2 separate regions of the Mus musculus genome follow, and region 2 is linked to region 1. The links are chromatin loops, found by intact Hi-C in ENCODE. Cell type or tissue: heart. All regions are shown on one strand.

What was found. Peaks named below come from ENCODE experiments on the same cell type or tissue, not always from the same donor. Only the 100,000 strongest peaks of a DNase experiment are listed, where the experiment ranks them.
Region 2: it touches region 1 in a loop (2.1-fold over the local background); 2 of 42 quality-filtered maps call a loop at or near these places.

Annotation. Positions count from the first base shown.
Region 1 is chr8:56,482,805-56,490,804 of GRCm38, forward strand. 4930518J21Rik (RIKEN cDNA 4930518J21 gene) reads right to left here and starts at 2,164. Exons shown (of 3, transcript NR_131020.1): 1 at 1,973-2,164. In heart, a CTCF peak has its summit at 3,436 (motif pointing left); no DNase peak of the experiment used is centred here.
Region 2 is chr8:56,264,957-56,272,956 of GRCm38, forward strand. No RefSeq gene overlaps it. Among named protein-coding and RNA genes, the nearest start is that of Hpgd, 26 kb to the right of the region's middle. In heart, no CTCF peak of the experiment used is centred here; a DNase peak (open chromatin) is centred at 4,955.

The DNA.
Region 1 (8,000 bases):
CACATGATTATCTCATTAGATACTGAAAAAAACTTCTGACAAAATCCAACACCCCTTCATGATAAAAGTCTTAGAGAGATGAGATATAACATACATACATAGATACATAAATATAATGAAGCCAGTTTGCATTTAGACAAAAGCCAACATCAACTTAAATGGTAAAAAAAAAAAAAATGAAAGCAATCCCACTAAGATCAGAACTTTAGACAAGGTTGTCCACTAACTCCATATTGTTCAGCCTTCTAGTTGGAATCTTTTCGGTAGAGCAATAATCAACTGAAGTGATACAATTGGACCAAAGGAATACAAATTGAAAAACAAGAAGTCAAAATATCTTTATTTGTAGATGATATAATAGTATATATAAATGACCCTAAAACTTCCACAAGGAAACTCCTACATCTGATAAACACTCTCATTGAAGTAGCTGGATACAAAATTATCTCACAAAATTCAGTAGCCCTCCTATATACAAATGACAAATGGTCTAAGAAAAATATCAGGAAACAGTTTTCACCATAGGCTCAAATAATATAAAGTATTTTGGGACAATTGTGACAACTCAACTAAAAGACTTGTGTGATTAAAACAAAACAAAACGAAACAAACAAACAAAAAAAAAAAACCCTTCGAGGCTTTGAAGGAGATATTAGAAGATGAAAAGATCTACTATGCTAATGAATCAGCAGGATTATCATAGTAAAAATGGCCACCCTACCAAATGCAATCTACAGATTCAATGTAATCCTCAATAAAATTCCAACACAATTTTTTCCAGATCTTAAAGCACAATTTTTAGCTTCATAGTGAAACACAAGAAAAACAATACATCTAATCTTTACTGGAAAAACAATCTTGGTGGTATCATCATCACTGATTTCAAGTTGTCCTACAAAGCTATAGTAATAAAAACTACATGGTATTGGTACAAAAACAGACACTGATCAATGGAATTAAACTAAAGATCCAGACATCAGTCTAGTCACCAGTGGACAGCTAATTATTGATAAAGAAGCCAGACAAACGACTGGGAAAAAAAAACAACAAAAAAGCAAACAAAACAAAACAAAACAAAACAAAACAAAACAAAACAAAACAGGATCTCCAAAATTGTGGCTGATGAAACTAGACAGCAGTTTTAGAAGAGTCCAAAGAGATGCATACTATCACTATGCATAAAACTCAACTCTACATGGATAAAATATCTTAACATAAAACCAAATACACTGAACCTGATAGAAGAGGAAGTAGAGAATAGCCTTGAACACATTGGCACAACATATAACTTTCTGAACAGAACATCATTAGCACAGTCCCCAAGACCAACAATTAACAAATGGGACTTTATGAAACTGCAAAGGTTCTGTAAGGCAAAGGACACCATTAATAGGACAAAATGACAGTTTACAGACTGGAAAACGATTTTACCAACTCCATATCCAATAGACGACTCATGTCCAAAATTTATAAAGAACTCAGAAAAACTATGTATCAAGAAAACAAATTGCACAACTAGAAACTAGGATACAGATGCAAACTGAGAATTCTTGAATGAGAAAAGACTCACATGGCTAAGAAACTCATAAGGAAATATTCAGCATCCGTAGCCATCAAAGAAATGAAATAAAACCTGTCATACCTGTCAGAAAAGCTGAGATCTATAACACAGCTCATAATAACAGCTCATGTTGATGAGGATGTGAAGCAAGGGAACACTCCTCCATTGCTGGTAGAAGTGCAAACTTGCACAACCACTGTGGAAATCAATATGGCGGCTCCTCAGAAAGTTGAGAATCAATCTACCTGAAGACCCAAGTATACCATTCTTGGACGTATACCCAAAGGGTGTTCCATCCTACCACAAGGACACTTACTCAAACATATTCAATGTGGCTTCATTTATAAAAGTAAATGCTTATTTCTAAAGGTTGTTGGAAGACGGGACATTAAGATTACCTTTGTGACTTACCTCTTCATATCCTGTCTAATATTGTCACAAAGTTGCTACCCTCAGAAGCCCCTTCCCTCTAACTAGGAGAACTCTCTCCTTTAAAGGCCACTAAAATAAGGGATTTCCTTTGTTCTTTGGGCAGATGCTGAATCTCCTGTGCACGATTCCCTCTCTGGGCTTTCCGAAAGAGGTTCCACCTGAATTCCATCTGAACTCATCTCCTTGGAAGAATCTTACTTAGAATAGAGAATCCTCCTATGAATTCTCAGTAGATACGTCACTGTCCCTCTCCGGCATGTGTAGTGCTGACTACCTACCTTCTCATTCAATCTGTCCTTATAATGAAACGCAGGAACGGGACCTATGCAAATACATACATCAGAAATGTCCGTGGTGATAATGTGTATTTGGGGTTTCTTGTTTTGTTTGTTTGTTTTGTTTGTGTTTTTCTTTTTTCAAGGCAGGGTTTCTCTGTGTAGCCCGGGCTGTCCTGGAACTCACTCTGTAGACCAGGTTGGCTGCAAACTCAGAAGTCTACCCATCTCTGCCTCTACACCACCGCCACGCCGCTGACAGTGTATATTTAGAATGATGCATGTTGATGAGGCTAAGCTTTTGATTTTGTTGGTTTGAGGGTTATTTGGGAAGGGTTGTTTCTTCTGATACTGTATCAGAATCCAGGCTGGCCATTAACGTTACCAAGTAGCCGATGACCTTGGACTTTAGATCCTCCTGCTTCCAACCTCTGCTCAATGCTGGGATTAAAGGTTTGCGAGCTGGTTTATGCTGAGGGGGTGGGGGGGGGGGTGCTGAACCTAGGCTTCAGGTACTCGAAGCTATCACTCTTCCACAGACTACCTCAGCAGTTATTCAAGTTAATGTCTCAGTTTGCCCCTCGCGAGGGGCGTTTCCTAAAAGTTCTATAGATCCTTTTCTCTCAACTTCATCAAGTTGAAAACCATTGAGTAATTTGAAGTGTGGTATCATAAAATTCACGGAATTTTGCTCCTTTTCACTTGCCTACTTTCATCCTTATATCTAAAAGAGGAAGAAGACGGTTTCCCAGAACCGTAGCGAAGAACAGCTGCATTCTGGGTAAATTATTAATGGGAAGACAGAAAAATTAAGGAATGGCTGCACATTTCTGAGAGCCATTAAGATTATAAACCAAATATTCTCTGTACCCTGACAAAGCTCAATGTCAAGCTCTGAAGTGCACATTTTTAATATCAGTCTGCTAGCCCTGGTTTATTTTACAAGGTTTAACTCTGCATGTGGTGCCTTCGGTGGGTTTTATTTATTATGTCTTATTTAATTTACACCAACACTGATATTATAGTTGCAATTTAAACCTTGCCAGTTACCAGTAATATCCATCATTACAGATTCCTTTTATTTGTTAAGAGAACAAAATTAATCCCGTTTCCTGTTTTTAAGCAAGTTAACAAAAATACAAGCCTCTTCTGCCATCTAGTGGCCATCTGAATTTTTAAACTAAAACCTGAAACAAACCACTTTAAGTTTGGCCCTAAAATACTTTATAATTTTTAACCAGAAATCATTGGACATTAAAATTCTAATAAAATAAACTATACATTTATGTTGTATATAATGACTACAAATAATGTCAGTTTCTTCTTTGCAACGAAACATTGAGTGAATATGTTAACAGCATATTTCCATTGTACTATTTTTATGTTGTTTCTTTAAATGACTTTACTCTTAATGGCTAGAGTCACAGCATGTGACAGAAACAACCCATATTTTCCCATGATGACAATTCCAAACTATTTTGAAAGTGCTTATTCAGGTTTGGGTTCCTGCTGGCAGTGAATTTTGCCAGGGTTCTATGGTTCTGTCTCGGCCATTCTCAATAGCAAGGAATGATGACCCTGACTGAGGCATTTTTAAATGGCTTTCCCCTAATGACTCGCAATGATGAACATTATGTTACATGTTTATTGCTATCCATGTTTTTGCTTTGGGAAATGTCTGTCTTCTGGCCATTTCTTTTTAAACCGTTATCTGAGAGCTCCTTAGATATCCTAGGTACACTTCTTTCCTCCAGAATGGTGGATTTTTTTTTTAAATGCCCCATGGTTGTGTAGCTTGTCGTCCTGCTTCCTTAAAAGGGTTTCCTCAGCACACACTCTCATTTTGGGTCTAGTCAATCAAAAATGTAAGTATGATACTTTTCAAGCCGTCTTTACTTGGAGGCTCTGTTTTGTTTTGTTTTGTGTTGTGTTGTGTTGTTAGGCAAGATCACGAAAGTTCCCACCTGGCCTTGGACTTCTGATCTTCTTGCTCCCATCTCCAAAATGCTGAGACTAAAGGCATTGTTGCCACCAGTTTGCTTAGCACCAGGGATCAGAGTCAGGATTTCACTGAAATATGTTTTTCAGCCCTGGGTGGTGTCATTTTTAATAACCCTGGATCAGAAATCCTAAAGGCCTTACCTCCTGCTATTTTTCTTACATTTAACTCTCCTATGCTGCTTGCACGAAGATTCTCTCCCCTGCCCAGTTGTTCCTGTGTCTCTGTTAAAGTCCACTCACCGAGCACCTTGAACTGGCACCTTTTAGTCAAGCAAGCACAAGCTGAATTCTCATGACAGGCCTGTGACAAAATAAATGTAAAGGTATAGATGAGCTAATTTTTATAAGAAAAAATGAAATTCACCAATATTACAAAACTTCAACTGTAAAAAATAAAAAGAAGAAAAGAAAAATAAAATCCATTTTTCCTTGCCAGCCCTTGCTACCGGAATGGTGACACTAAGACGATTTGTTCATTATTAAATATGTTGTCCACAAGCTTTGGCTCATTCCCTGAATAGCTCCTAACTTATTGAAACTATTCTTTATCTACCACTTAGTTAGTTCTTTTCAGTTCCCCGTCCATTTCTTTCTTTGTGTCTCCTCAGCATTCCCTCAGCTTCTCTCTCTAATCTCTCTCAGTATCTCTCCTTATTCTCTCATGAGTTCAGCTACGTACGCCTTTACTTCCATCTCCCCCAGGTTCTGGGCAAATCTCCCTTTTATTCTCTCACTATTTCCCAGAATCCTCTCTCTTCCTGACATTGTCCCACCTCCTCTTTCCTGCCTCAGCTCATTGGCCATCATCTTTTTTATTGACAGGTGATGCTTATAAGAGATTTTTTCTACAGTCAACTAGGAAAAAACACAGAAAGTTATTTAGTATTTTAAAACACCTCCCCCCCCCCCATTTTAAAAAAAAATTCATACCAGATGTTTCCTTTAGGTAAGGATTTGAACAGCGAATCAGTAGATGGCGGAGGAAGTATTTTGGGAGAGACATCCACAATTACATCTTGGCTGGGCTTGATCAGCTCCCTATAGGACCTTAGCCATTTTTATGAAGTTAAACTAATTTAACTTAAAATGAAATTTAACTTTTAGGGTGAACTTACACGTCCCAAATCCTGAATGAATTTTCCATTTATCCCAAGTCCATTTCTGCAAAACAGTATTGAAAGGAATTCATGAGCTGAAGTATTTGGGGAATTTGTTATGGCAAATGTTTTATTATAAACATTTACCTCCTAAAAATCTAACGTAATGTATTACCATTTTCCCTAATTTCACATTTCAGAGGTAGAGAAAAGAAAAAGAAGGTGAAAAGGGGGGAGGAAGAAGAAGAAAAGGGAGGAGAAAAGAGAACGGGGGGAGGCTGTTTTAACCACTAAGGTTCAAAAGCAATTCGTGCTAAATTATATCTTACAGTTTACAAGCAAATTTGGGACATGCAAATATGAAAAGGAAGAAAGCCATTGCTCCCTGAAGCACATGAGACTAAGTAATTCAATTTCCATAATGCTCAAAGTGGCCTGAGTGCTGGAAAAATTTATTGCCAAAATCTCTACTGACCCAGTTTTAAAAGACAGAGAAAAATATTTAGTAAGGGCATAGAAATTAAGTTTCTCTGATGCTCCAAGAGAAGGCAACACAAATTAAGCTGATCTTTCATGAAAGAGCATCAGAATTTTATCAACTTAGCATACTTAAGCATCTCAATTATTAACAAAGCAATCTCATACGGCTGATTAAATCATTGTTGCTGTTTGTATCTCACAACTTTAGCGCTAAAATTCATAGCACTGTAGGTTTTGTTGTTGTTGTTGGTGGTGGTGCTGTTTGTTTGTTTGTTTGGTGAGGTGTTGTGTTTTGTTTTGTGGTTTACAAGGTTGCTTTTGTTTTTTGGGGTGTTTGGGGTTGTGTTTTGTTTTTATTTTGTTATCAACGGTGGTATGTTTTGTTTTTAGTTTTGTTTTGGGGGGAGTTTTTTTGGTTGGTTGGTTGGTTGGTTGGTTGGTTGATTTTTGTTTGGTTTTTGTTTTGTTTTGTTTTTGTTTTTGTTTTTTTAAGAATTGATCTCACAGGAGCCTGATATAGCTCTCTCCTGAGAGGCTCTGCCAGTGCCTGACAAATACAGAAGTGGATGCTCACAGCCATCCATTGGACTGAGCACAGGTCTCCAATGAAGGAGCTAGAGAAAGGACCCAAGGAGCTGAAGGAGTTTGCAGCCCCATAGGAGAAACAACAATATAAACCAACCAGTATCCCCAGACCTCCTGGGGACTAAACCACCAACCAAAGAGTACACACGGAGTGACCCATGTCTCTAGCCCCATATGTAGCAGAGGGTGGCCTTGTGGGACAACAATGAGAGGAGAGGCCCTTGGTCTTGTGAAAGCTCAATGCCCCAGTGTAGGGGAATGCCAGGACAGGGAAGTGGGGTGGGTGGGTTAGTGAAAAAAGAGAGGGGGATAGGAAAGGGGGGTTTTCAGAAGGGAAATGAGGAAAGGGGATAAAATTTGCAATGTAAATGAAGAAAACATCTAATTAAAAAAAAACACGGAGCTGACTGTAAAACCAACATCTGCTAAGCAAACCTATAGCAAAACTGAATCCTTGGCTCTGTGCCACTACCACCTACTGACAGCTCATCAGCTTACAGCATAGAAGGTACCACCTCCATTCAGAACATTTGGCCTCCTTAGCCAGCCAGATAAGAAATATGACCCAGAGAAGCCCACTGAAACTCATTATAAGCTAAATAAATAGTCAGTGGGTCAGACTCCGAGTGCCTTAACAATTCACATTATTTGAAAGTTGTTCATATTTCTGCAGTTTGTGGACAGAACCAGCTTGAAGCACAAAGTCCATATGATATCATTTAACTCATTCTTGTCCATTAACTACCTTTGAAAAACTAATAATACTTCATGGTCTCCATTTCCCCATGAATTATTTTTGTGATATATTTAATATTCTAAAGGCTATTTAATATTCCTAGAGCTACACAACACACATACATTATGTGTTTCTTCTCAGGTTTGTGCTCCTGTCTTTTCCAAAGTACTGTTAAGATACATAAATGACTTCTTAAAGCTAAACCATTTCTGGCATGGGAGCAGAGAAAATGATTCACTTAATGGGGCACTAAAAACCCTTAAAAATGAAAAATAACAACAAAAATCACCCAGAAATTCCTAAGGACTGACTGAACCAACACTCTACATCCCCACACACCCATCTCTACCCCTGTAACCCCACACCCACGTATCTTTGCTTTCTCTGCCAAGTCATGGACATTTTTACCTTTTCTTTCAGCCTTCCATAGTACATCATGCTGAGAACTGTGATCACAACAACCAGCTAAAAGAGAGAAAAAGTGCAAGTGTTGTAAGGATTTTTACCACCTTATGCTAATTATAGGGACATCTAGAAAGCAGCTAATAAACCAAGGCTTGTTTGAACTATATTTTATAGTAAACACATATGTTATTGACTGTCATAAGTGGAATATGTATATCAAAACTAAACATTCACTAGTGCAATCAAAATACAGTAAGTCCAGGATTAGCATGAGTTACATACAGAGAGAGCTTTATTTTGGTACCAGAGGGATAAGAGTCCACCAAAGTAGGAAAGAGGGGTGTGGCAGCAAGCATAAGGTGGTAATTGTTTTGCTAGAAAGATGTAATAAAGTTGGAATCAAAAATAGAATATGCCCAGTCCTCATA
Region 2 (8,000 bases), 220 kb before region 1:
CTGATCTACTTGTGCAATCTTCTTTCCTCCACTCATTGCTTTATCCTAGCCACCATCTCCAACAGGCCTTGCCGAGGCTCCCCACAGGCCATTCCAGCCAGGGAAGCAGGCAGACTAATTGCAGGTCTTCACTTCTCCCTCCATTCCTCCAATTCCAATCTTCTGGTCTCATCTCCACCTCCATCACAGCTCAGCCACTGCTGCCTCCCCTTACTCTCTGACACCCATCACAAACATACCATCTAGAACTTCTCCAACCTACCCTCCTAAACTCATCCTGTCATCGCAGCCTCCATTTCCTTGGAACACACCATACAGAACAGAGAGACAGGTGGGCTAACGGCCTCTCTTTCCATTCCTCTAAATTAAATCTTCTAATCCTACCCCCAGCTCTGTAGCAAATCACCCAGTACTGCCTTCCCTCCCTTCCTGCTTCAGTCACCAGTGAATCACATAGATCTTCTGCTCCAACTTTCTTTCTTTGGCTCATTCCTTTGCCAAATCCCCCAACTCCAGCAAGAATTTCCTAGGAACCCACAGGTGATTCTAGCCAACAAAGCGGGTAGCCTAACTGTGGATCTTCATGCCACCCCTCTCTCATCCAATTCCCCATCGCCACCCCAATCTTTGTAGCAGATCACTTGCTGTGACCTCCCCAGCCTTTGAGCAAATCTTTTCCATTTTTCCTCCCCACCCATCCTGTTACCCCAGCCCCCAAAGCCAGCAGGCATTCTCCAGAAACCCACCAGCCAAGTGAGTAGGCCAAAGAATTAAATAGGTAGGCAGCCTTCAAACATTCACTCTCTCTCCACTCTTCCTGAACTAATCCTCCAGTCTCAGCCCAGCTTTCTAGCAGATTACCTCTCCTAACTCTCTGCCCCATTCCTAGAGTACTAAGCTGATCCTGGTGGAACACCCTGCTTTCTCCCCTCCTGGGTCCATGCTCAGGCCCTCCTTTTAGGCTAATCCCATTCCTAAGTGTCAGCTCCTAACACCAAGAAAAATAATTTAACCAACCACATAAATCCTTGGAGCTACAGTGCCGTCCTGCCTATAAGACATGCTAGTGCAATGGTGTCACAAGTTTGTGAGAGTAACAATATCTGATTTCATCAGCCTGATCCATGAGATGTGAACCATAGCCAGCATTACTTGGATGACTAATAACTTGATATTAGATAGCCCAGGGATCTAGGGTAAAATCTATAAAAAACAAAACAAACAACAAAAAAAAAGACACTGCTAAGTGTGTAGATCAGTGCCTTGTTCAGCTATCATCAGAGAAGCTACAGTAGATGGAAACAAAGAAACAAATACAGACTCACAGCTAGATATTACTCAAAAGTGAGTGGTGTTGGAACACTCTGCCCTAAAAAGGATGTCTCCATCAAATTACCCCTTCAGGTCTCTTTAGAAGGGGAGACCAGGAGACTGTAACAGCCAGAGAGAAAGGAGGACCCAAGAAAACAAGGTCTTCAAAATCAACAGTATCCAAATGTTGTGCCCTGAGTCCACAGGAAACCCAGGTGAGCCCAAGAATTTCAAAGTCTGCTGCAACTCTCAAAGGAGTCTCTTATTGTTTCAAGTTTGAACCAGATAGCCCACCTCTTAATCACTACATGAATGCTGGCAAGTGACTCTGAGTCCAGAAAACATTGGGTTTATATACATTACAGTTAGGAATAGTGTGAAAGGAAAGTAGAAGGCTGTAATCATCTGGTGGAATAGTACAGAACTGGGGGGGTGGGGGGTGGGGTTAATGGGTGTCTGTTCAAGGTCTAGTATTATGGCCAGCCGTAACTGTCTGTGACCTGACCTCTGTTTACCTTTTTCCCCAAGGTCTCCCTTGAGCTTATTATTTCTCTAAGGTTTCAAGGACAGGCACTCGGAGTTCTGCTGTTTATCAGCAGGAGTGTTGGTTTTAGGAGATACAAAGGCTGGAAGGATGTCTTCTCAGAATGTCCTCATTAAAGGGGAGTGTTATGGGTAGTGCCATTCTAATTCTAGGGGAGGGAGAGGGAGCCCTGGGCTGCTGCAGGAAGATGCGGCACAGAAACCAGCTGTGTATCAGTGCTTGCTGCTGGAGGGAGGAGAGGTGCTTCCGTAGGGGGTTGGAGTGGGGGTTGGGGGCTGGGAACACAGAGGCAAACTGACTGTACAAAACACTGAAGTCTCTCTCATATCAGTAATTTGGGGCTTTCCATACAAGCACATATGAGCTCACAGAGTGAGGCAGTATGTACAATGTCTGCACCACAGAGTCTGCACCAGACAGGGTCCTAGAGTTGAAAGAAGTGAGCACATGAGTCCATCTCTAACCCAATCTCCGATTGGTAATCACTAGCACATGAAAATTCAGTTCCCTCCAAGAAAGTCTCACTGGGAAAGCAAACTAATCTTCTGGAAGGCTGCATGCCCAGCAGTAGATGGCCAACAGAAAAGGAACTAAACAGCATCTTTGGAGGTTCCTTGTCTCATGATAGTGTGGCAGAGCTTCCTAGCTATTTCTTCCTTCCTTCGTTCCTTCCTTCCTTCCTTCCTTCCTTCCTTCCTTCCTTCCTTCCTTCCTTTCTTTTCTTACTCCTTTCTTTCTTTCCTCCTTTTTCTTTAGTTTTATGTTATTTTTACTTTTATTTTTTGTTTATTTTTCTATTTCTTTCCACCCTACAAATTTTTACATATATCTTGTAGATTCCAGTTTAGTGTTTTGTTTTGTTTTTTAAAATAGGATTCCTGGGTATGTAAACGAGTAGGTCTCTACCTCTGTATCAATTTCCTGTGCCTTTTCTTGGATGCTTTCTTCCGTTTGTTTGTTTTGTCCTATTCCAATGTGTTAGTTTTCATTTTGTTGTAGTTTATTTTATCCTTATCTGGTAGAAGTTCTTTGCTTACTACTGAGAGACAGAGTCAGAATGGATGCAGATGGGAGAGAAGGTAGGGAGGAACTTAGAGCATCTGTATCTATTATGTGAGAAAAGGAGATCTGTTATTAGTAAAAGAAAAAAATTAATAAAATATTACACTTTTGAGTGAAGAGTCAAAGAAGCAACTATAACATGAGAGAATTAGTGTTGCAATAAATAGACAAGTTTGGTTGTTTCTGAATAGAAATTGTCCCAATTTACTGAAGTCTGAAGGTATGGCTTAGTTAGAGAAGACCATGTAAAGATGATAGGGTTAGAACGTATCATGATCTGTGAAATGGAAAAAGAAGGAAATATCACCATAGTGTACAGACCAATGAAATGCAAGAGGGGTGACTTGATTCTGTAGACAGTTGGGAGGCAAAATGAGAGAGTGGTAAACTGAGGAGAATATGGATATGAGAAGTAGGTTTTAAGTTGATGAACACCTACATTTCCTTTGAAATGATATAATACTGAGTCTATACAATGTATGGAAGGCCTGACTGCATTTTCTAAAAACCATCAACATTTAGGTGATGAAGCAAACAGTAATCAAAAGAAGATTATACAAATAATACCCCAAAGACAAAACTATTAGATGAAAATCAAAGCCACAGTGTAGGGTTATACATTTTCACATAAGGAAACGTGCCATAAAGAGCTTAAAAAGAAGACTAGGTATAAAGTGGGTTGGCAGAGTACCTATCTAGTTGTGTACAAAACCCTGGCTTCCCATCCCACCACCGCAGATACAAAGTGTGCTAGGGTCATAGACAACTGAAATTCCAACACATAGGCAGTGAAGGCAAATGGATTAGAATTCGTGATTATTTCACCTGGCTATACTGTGAATTTGACTGTAGTCTGAGATACATGGGAAACAGAAAGAAAGGAAAGAAGGAAGGAAAGGAGGGAGGGAGGGAGGGAGGGAGGGAGGGAGGGAGGGAGGGAGGAAGGGAGGGAGGGAGGGAGGGAAGAAGAAAAAAAGGAAGGAAGGAGGAATCCACGACAGAGAATATAAATATGGAGGATTAAGTTTTCATAAAGAGAACCAAGCTACACAACCGCTATGGGCTGGAATGAGAAAAAGTTAGTGCAGTACTGTTCCCTCTCCTCATCTCCAACTGACTCCTTGAGACTATTGTTCACCATCCACTGAGGTGTACCATTCTCTTAGTTTGGTTCTGTTGCTGTGATAAAGCCTCTGGAGATATAGCAACTCATTCAGGCAAGAGTTTATTGGACTTCCAGATTACAGACCATCACCATGGAAAGCCAAAGCAGGAACTCAAGTTGTTATGTGTTTAGTTTTGTGTTCTGAAGCTAGATCTTGTTATATAGCTCAACCCAACCTTAAGGTTAACACATTTTTTTTCTCAGCTTTTCAACAGCTAGAATAACTGCAAGGTACCACCATACCTAATTATGTTAAAAAAAAAAAAACAATTAAATAGCTTTATTTGGCCAAGAAAATGTAGAAAGAGAAAGTGGACTCTTTGGGACACTTGGGATATGTCAAAAATAAAACATAGCAAAACCTCTCCGCCTTAGGGAAGCATCCATCCCAAAACTGGAAAGCAGACAAGAAAACTGGGACAGGCAAGCTTTAATAAGTTGAAAAATGAGTGAGATATGAATGTGAGAAAATGAATATACACCCAGAACAAATGTGATTCCTCTACGTGAGATCATCACAGCTTAGCAAAACAATACACTGTAAATGTCCGAATGTTTGTCCTCCAGATCAAGCATTAAATGAGAGACGCTGTTATGAAAGGATTTAGAGTGCAAGCGCCTGCAATGTCAGCCTCAACAAGTTAGGACCAGCCATGCATCTCCAATATGCTCATTAAAGAAAATGACAACAGAGAAAATTTATCCAATGTAGACACTCTGGAAAGAGCAACAAGTAAAGGAAGCCAAAGGGCCCCAAGTTTGAGGATAATAACACGAGGTCCAGTTCTAAATAGAGGTCAACTCAGATCTATAATCAATCTGTAAGCTGCACTGGTGATTGTGCAACCCCCCCTCCCCCATCAGCCTCCCACTGTTTGTTTTGGCTCTAGGCTCTCCTGCAGGGTGATCTTATAAGTTGGTGGAACTCTGGAATCTCTTCCTTTCCTGCTTGGCACCAGGTCTTCAATTTTTTCCTTCTCTGCGCATGAAATTCCTAGGGAAATTATATTCTCTGGGGCCCACTTCTTCAGTAGTCTGGTCGCCCATGCAAAGGGCAGAAGTTTCTGTTTAAAATATCTTTTCTCCCTTTCTCTTCATCATTGCTGCCAAGGATCAAGGGAAGTTCATCAGCCTAGGAAGGACCAAAATTCTAAATCTTAAGTCTTTTTCTGCTGAATGCTGGTTGCCTCCACTCCCCGGTCTAGTGATGATAAACTGTAGGTCTACCCATAATAAATCAGGAAGTATTCATCTGTGTTCTCAGGGCTATTAATCTCCTTTCTAAGTGTTGCTTTCACCACATTCCAAATTTTCTGATAAGCTCTGTTTTCATTTAGTTAGAATTTTTAAAAATTCCTCTGGCGATCTCTTCTTTGACCTATATGTATGTTATTTTTAAAGCGGTTGTTTGCTCTAACAGAAACTGTACACTCTCAGCTCCGACCCACCCTTCTACTCATACTCAGCTGAGTTCCAAGATTGTTTGAGGAACGTTCTGTGTGATTTTTATTCATTTTAAATGGGCAATTGTTTAATGGCCCCAAATTGCAGTGTCCCTTAGAGACTCTGTTAAATGTGAGTTTAGTTAACACGTGTACTACGCTCTTGTTGGATGAAGCTCTTTGTAAATGATAGTTACAGCCTGTTGATTTGAAGCAGTGTTGAATTCAGCTCTGCTTGCAGATTTTTTTGGCTGCTGGATCTGTTTGTCTATTTCTGATAGCGTGGCACTGAAGTTTCCAACTGTAGTAGAAAATTCATCTCTTTGTCTTTGCTGTTCTTCCAGATTTTTCCTCATGTGTTTTGATGTTTTTATTGTTGAATGGAGGCATATTGAAGGCTCTGATGTCATGGTGACCCTTTAATCATATAAACCTCTTTTGGCCTTGGTGACTTTTCTTACCATGAAGTCTATTTCACTTGAAATCATATAGCTATGATAACCTTACTTTAATCAACATAAGCACGTAACTTATATTTTACTCCACTTTATATTTCAAGTAAACTTTCAGCTAACAATAAAATGGATATTCTGTTTACCTGTTTGTTGTTTGGTCCACCTAACAATCTTTAGTCACATTAAGTTGACTGACATTTGGAGTTATACCTGCATGACATCTACCATACCTATTACTGGTTTTCTTGCCTTTATTTTTTTTTTAACTAAGCTTTTACAATCCCTTATGTATGTATGTGAGTGAGTGAGTGTGTGTGTGTGTGTGTGTGTGTGGGTGTGTGTGTTTGTGTGTATGTTCTCCAACCCTTCCCCTGTCATCCTCCCTCAAATTGATGGTATGTATATATATATATATATATATATATATATATATATATATATACACACATATATATATATATATATTCATATATATACATGTCTGTGTGGTGTCTGTGTGTGCATTATTTATGTTTGTATGTATATATATATGTATGTATATATATGTATATGTATATATTGTGTGTATACATATATATGTATGTGTACAAAACAATATATGTAAAACAATAGTACTTAAAGACAGGATATATATATATATATATATATATATATACACACACACACACACACACACACACACACACACACATATGAAAAAATATATGGATTCAACCTGACAAGTCCATTTTGTGTTGCTTGTATGTATATGATGGTAAAGCTGATCACTCAGTGCCGGGGACCATGGCCTCAGCCATGGCCTTGTGGATATTTTCTAGCTTACATAAATAATCCTGAGAGAACATTCATGATCATAAGAGTAAGAATGTTTGAGGACACTGGGACCGTTGGTTCCAGGAGCTGAAGATTGCCACCTGACCTTCGGGGAGCCTACCCCCTCAAACTCTCCCCCCTCCCTTGAAACCTCCTCTTGCTTACGCTTATATTGCCACTGCTGAATAAAGTTTTTAAGAGCTTGATCAGGAAATTGACTTGCTCTCATTCTTCATGTTTCTTGTCCCTCCCACACACTCTCTCTCTCTCCTGCCCTGGGTCCCCACTGATTATCCCTGAGGTCGGGACAACTCAGTGTTAGGGAAATAATTTTAGGGCTCATTCTTAGAAAAGACTAACTCTCCCTCTCTTAGCACTCATTAATTGCCTGTAGTTGTTCACCTAGGGGTGGAGATACACTTGCGCTGGGGTGCCAGCTGTTGGCACTAGTAGTTTGGGTATTATTTATGCAGCCCTACTCTTAAGATATGAAGGATAGAATTCTGTCATTTCTAGGAAACAAAATCTCACAGCAGAGTTCCGGGTCCTCTGTCCCCTACAGGCTTTCTGACCCCTCTTCCATGATGTTCCCCAAGCCTTAGTTGTAGAGGTTGTGTTGTAGGTATGTAGGTTAGTTTCACTGAGAGCCCCATTTTAACCAACAAAGTTACGGCTTTTTGCCATGGTTTCCATCTGCTTCAAAAACAAGTTTCTCTAATGAGGGGTGATAGCTACATTTAAAGACAAGTATTAAAATGAAGTTAGGGATTACTTCAGGACAGTGGCAGTAGTAGGGTCTCATTACGCTGAGATTTCTTTGAACTCTTAAGAATTTTACCTCTGCATATAATTTACTGCTATCAATGGTATTCTCCAATTCTGTTATTTTTTTTAATCCACAGAGTTTGTACTTATTTTTTGTATTTGAATTTATATATAAATACAAAATCTACATATTTGGACATGGATACAAATAACAACTTTGCATTTATTTTCACTTATAATTTCTTACAGTTGGAAGTAATTTATTCTTACAATTTCATCTCTGTTTAGAACGTCTACATTTTTGTGCACTGTCTACTACATACATAAAGCCATTAACACAGAAATTATAGTTGCCTGAGTTTACTAGTCTGCTTGTTCCAGCATCCCTGCTATTTCTGAGTCTGGTACTAATTAATGCTTAGTTCTCTCTTCAAACTGTACTC